Linked DNA regions of Homo sapiens: region 1 is linked to region 2. A link is an interaction called in ENCODE POLR2A ChIA-PET data of the cell type or tissue named here. Cell type or tissue: OCI-LY7. All regions are shown on one strand.

Region 1 (2,500 bases), 200 kb after region 2:
TTCTGTGCTACATGTGCAATATTTGTTATGAATGTTATCACAAGTCATTCATCAAGTTATCTTTATAATCACTGTAGTTAGATGTTTCATGTCCATTCAAGTGACTTTTATTCTGAGTGCAATATTTCAATAGCCTTGTAGTGATAACTAGTGTTGCTTTTGTTTTAGATGATCTATGTGCAGGGCAATGCAATGAAGTTGAAAACCCTTGTAAATAGGAGAGGTTGCAAACCAAATCAAGAGTATTTATTACTATTACTGCTATTATTATTAGGCCTGCCTTTAATTTTCAGTGTAAGTGTTCAGTATGCCGCATCCTGCCTCAGTATTGATCTTGTGTTCTTTGTGCCAATATGAAAAGGAGAGGGTTGGTTCTTTCCTTTATTGTTGAATGCTCCCATTTAATGCTTTATGGCTTTTACTGTGTTACTTTTTTAGACTCCCGTCTGCACAAAATGCAATAAAAATAATTTTATTATACCCTTCATGGCCTGAGATGTGCTGTTTGGACACTCCAGGGGGCCCTCCAGGAGGACCCCACACTCTTAAATCAGAAACACTGACCACCGACAGAAGAGATGGGCTAATGGCCCAGGTCTGGTGATCTAATTTATCCACCGATAGCTCCAGGGCCCTGGCCTGGAGAGCAGCACTATCATCTCCTAAGAGACTGGCAGGCACTTACTAGGTGTCAGGCTGCACTGGCATCTTCTAGGAGGTAGTGAGCACTTTCTAAGTGTAGGTGTCAGGCTGCACTGATACCCCCAGGAGGCAGTGAACACTTAACTGGTGAGGCTCAGTGCTCTTGGCACGTTGGTCCCTAACTCACTGGAGGCCTGTGCCACCCACTTCACCACACCCACCCCAAGTTATTAAATGCTCTTCAAGGCTCCTTCAGGTTCTATGAATTCTGCCAACTCCCTGCACAATGGGTAGAACAGAGGGTGGCAACTGAGACAAAATGAAAACAGGAAGTGCCCCCCTACCAATGGCCATTAACCACAAATGGCCTCCTCACATCCTGTTTTCCTTTCCTAGAATAAGAGGACAAGGCTGCTGACACAATGAATGTCTACCAGAAGCAGGATGTTGAACACAGCACTATAATTAGCCAACAGGCCTTTGCTCTGAACTGTTATTAAAGCCTCTAAGTGAGCTACCTATGAAGAGAAGGCAGGGTTCAAAGAGGTTTGAGGCCGGATCATATGCTGAGGACAAAAGGGGGCAGACCAGAGTCCTCGAGACAGGAGCCCTCACCTCTGACTTGGGGAAAGCATCCTGCAAAGAGCATATTCACACCCAAAAAAGATGAACAAAGCTTTTACTTTTTTCATTTTAATTAAAAAGTAATCATTTCATTTTATTAACAACACAAGAGTTCCAAAGAGGAAAAAAAAAACCACTATATAACACAAACAGGTCAGAACATAAAATGCTGCCATTTGGGGACCTTGAATTTTGAAACCATTGTTTGCTTAACCACTGGCAGGGACTCAGCTGAAGTCGCTGCTCTCCCTCACCCCTGCTAGAGGACCTCAAGACTGTGATCCACAGGGCTCTACTGAGCACAAACCCTGGGGAGAGGGCAGCTTCCTGGGGCTCCATTTAGAACCACAGCCAGAAACCCTCCTTCTAACAATTTCACTCTGGTACAAAAGTCGCGAACAGCCACCCATCTCGAGAACATGTCCAGCTACCAGAAGTCTGACATCAAAGTGGTCCCTACCTCCTGCTGCTCAGGAAACAGAATAAGAGTCTAGACAAAAACAAGAGCCTGGGGTTTTGAGCCAAAAGCCCAAAACAAATCACTGAAGAAACGGGTGTTCACGGCCAGAGTCTCAGAACCAACTTCATGGAAGTGCTGCTGGAGAGGGGGATGCTGACAGAACTGGTTAACAGGGAAGAGTGGTGGGGCCCAGATTCACAGTTTGTGGTAACTGCTGCTGACTGGAGCTGTTCAGTCCATTGGAGATCTTCCAATGAAATGAAAACAAAAAAGAAAAGAGAAAAAAACAAAAAACAACCTTGGCTCAGAGAGAAAAATTCTTTTTTCTGTGGCTGCCATGGCCATTCCTCAACAATCCAGAGTGGCTGATTTATGAATCCTCAAGCAGACCCCAAACATATGGGGTGAGGGTATGATGACACTGTGCCTGCCAAGGCCAGTTTGCTTTTCTTCAACTCTAGGCAGGAGTTGCAGGCAGGAGCTTGAGCTCTGGTCAATGTGTATGAAGCTGGAAAGCCTTGGTAGGTTCACAATGAACAAAGGTGGTGGCTACTGACATGACAAATGCCATTCCAAACTTGGCTAGCTGGGCCTGGCTCCAAATCCAGTAGAAACAGGGACCGGAGAAACCCCATCAAATACAAGCCCAGACACCTGTACTGCCCCCGGAGATATTTATTTTCTACAAAACAAAAAACAAAAAAAGATACAGCCCCAAATGCAGTATAAACTTTGTAAGGAATAAGCAACACAGCCTTGGGCAGAAGAGAGAGC
Region 2 (2,500 bases):
ACGTAAGAGTGAAAGGGAGGCTTGAGCTGGGCCCCCAAAGATGGAGAGCTGTCAGAAGGTGTATTGGTTTTCTGTTTGCCACTCTAGTGAATTACCACAAGTTTAATGGTGCAAAGCAACACAAATTTATTATCTTAGAGTTATTTAGGTTAGAAGTCAGGCACAGGTCTTAGCAGGCTAAATCAAGATGTCTGCAGGGCTGTATTTCTTTCTGGAGTCCCTGGGTAAGAATCCATTTCCCGCCGGGTGCAGTGGCTGATGCCTGTAATCCCAGCACTTTGGGAGGCCAAGGTGGGCAGATCACTTGAGGTCAGCAGTTCAAGACCATCCTGGCCAACATGGTGAAACCCCGTCTCTACTAAAAATACAAAAATTAGCTAGGCGAGGTGGCACATGCCCGTAATCCCAGCTACTCAGGAGGCTGAGGCAGCAGAATTGCAGCCGGGAGGTGGAGGTTGCAGTGAGCCAAGATCGTGCCATTGCACTCCAGCCTCGGCAACAGAGCGAGACTCCATCTCAAAAAAAAAAAAAAAAAAAAAAAAAGAATCCTTTTCCTTTCCTTTTCCACCTCCTAGAGGCTGCCCAACACACCTTGGGTCATGGCCCCCTTCCTCCATCTTCAAAGCCAGCAGTAGCAGGTTGAGTCATCACATCACTCTGACCTTGCTTCTGTCATCACGTCTCTGACTCCCTCTTCTGCCTCCCTCTTCCACTTTTAAGGATCCTTGTGATTATATTGGGCCCACCCAGATAATCCCAGATAATTTCCCTATTTTGAAGTCAGCTGATAGCCACCTTAATTCTATCTGCAACCTTAATTCTCCTTTGCCATGTAACCTAACGTATTCACAGAGTCTAGGATTAGGACAAGGACATCTTCAAGGGACCATTCTGCCTGCCACAAGAAGATTAATAACCTGGAGGTAAAAATGGTGTGAGTCAGTACAGACGTAAACATGACGTGCTTCTATTAGAAAACAGTGATGGGCTGGGCACGGTGGCTCACACTTGTAATCCTAATACTTTGGGAGGCTAAGACAGGGAGATTGCTTGAAATGAAGAGTTTGAGACCAGCCCAGACTATAATCCTGGGCAACAAAATGAGATCCCCGTCTCCACAAAACAAAATTTAAAATTAGGGGCCAGGTTGTGGCAGCTCACACGTATAATTCCAGCACTTTGGTAGGCTGAGGCAGGCAGATGGCTTGAGGCCAGGCATTCTAGACCAGCCTGGGCAACATGCCAAAACCTCATCTGTACAAAAAATACAAAAAGTAGCCAGGCATAGTGGTGTGTGCCTGTAGTACCAGCTACTCTGGAGGCTGCGGCAGGAGGATTGCTTGATCCCAGGAGTCAGAGGTTGCAGTGAGCTATGATCGCACCACTGCACACTACATTTTAGCCTGGGCAACAACAGAGTAAGATCCTGTCTCTAAAAAAAAAAAAAAAAGCAAGCAGTGATGTATGTTTGCACGCACATACAAAAGCCATGAGGAGACCTGCTTAGCTAGAAGGAAGGATTTATGCTGGAGCAGCAGGAAAGGAAATTGGAGGGTTGATAAGCAGGTTGGTGGGTTGGGATTTGTTTTGTTTGTTTTAGGAGACAAGGTCTCGCTCTATTGCCCAGGCTAGAGTACAGTGGGAGGGTCATAGTTTACTGTAACCTTGAAATCCTGGCCTCAAGTAATCTTACTACCTCAGCCTCCTAAGTAGCTAGGACTACAGGTATGCACCCCCATGCCAGGCTAATTTTTTTTTTTCAATTTTTTGTGTAGAGACAGGGTCTTGCCATGTTGCCCAGGCTGGTCTTGAACTCCTAGGCTCAAGCTGTCCTCCTGCCTCAGCCTCCCAAAGTGTTGGGATTACAGATATGAACCACCATGCTGGACCTGTTTTTGTTTTTGAAGGTGAACAATTTTAAAAGTGTTTTTGGGCCAGGCACAATTCAATCACTTGAACCCAGGAGGCGGAGGTTGCAGTGAGTCAAGATCATGCCACTACACTCCAGCCTGGGCGACACAGCGAGACTCTGTCTCAAAATAAATAAATAAAAAGTGTTTTTGTGTTTGAGTGGTTAACATAATTAAAAATATTTTCAAAAAGTACAGAAGGGACTAAAAGGGTCACCTCCACTGCATTAGCTTTTGGTTTTTTTTGGTTTTTTTTTTTTTTGAGAGATGGAGTTTCGCTCTGTCGCCAGGCTGGAGTGCAGTGGCGCGATCTTGGCTCCCCGCAACCTTTGACTCCCTGGTTCAAGCGATTCTCCTGCCTCAGCCTCCCAAGTAGCTGAGATTACAGGCACGCACCACCCCACCCAGCTAATTTTTGTATTTTTAGTAGAGACAGGGTTTCACCATGTTTGCGAGGAAGGTCTCAATCTCCTGACCCGGTGATCCACCCGCCTCAGCCTCCCCTGCTGGGATTACAGATGTGAGCCACCGTGCCCAGTCTGCATTATCTTTTTTATCTATTTATTTATTTCATTTTTATTTATTTACTT

Evidence for each region. Peaks named below come from ENCODE experiments on the same cell type or tissue, not always from the same donor. Only the 100,000 strongest peaks of a DNase experiment are listed, where the experiment ranks them.
Region 1: POLR2A ChIA-PET joins it to region 2 with 8 read pairs; 2 of 35 experiments call an interaction of 5 or more read pairs at or near these places.

The regions. Positions count from the first base shown.
Region 1 is chr20:46,059,666-46,062,165 of GRCh38, forward strand. SLC12A5 (solute carrier family 12 member 5) reads left to right here. Exons shown (of 26, transcript NM_020708.5): 26 at 1-485. It overlaps NCOA5 (nuclear receptor coactivator 5), which reads right to left. Exons shown (of 8, transcript NM_020967.3): 8 at 1,326-2,500. Among named protein-coding and RNA genes, the nearest start is that of NCOA5, 29 kb to the right of the region's middle. In OCI-LY7, no CTCF peak of the experiment used is centred here; a DNase peak (open chromatin) is centred at 1,056; H3K27ac peaks cover 1,954 bases.
Region 2 is chr20:45,859,993-45,862,492 of GRCh38, forward strand. The region is part of intron 1 of ZSWIM3 (zinc finger SWIM-type containing 3); the gene reads left to right. Among named protein-coding and RNA genes, the nearest start is that of ZSWIM3, 3.6 kb to the left of the region's middle. In OCI-LY7, no CTCF peak of the experiment used is centred here; no DNase peak of the experiment used is centred here.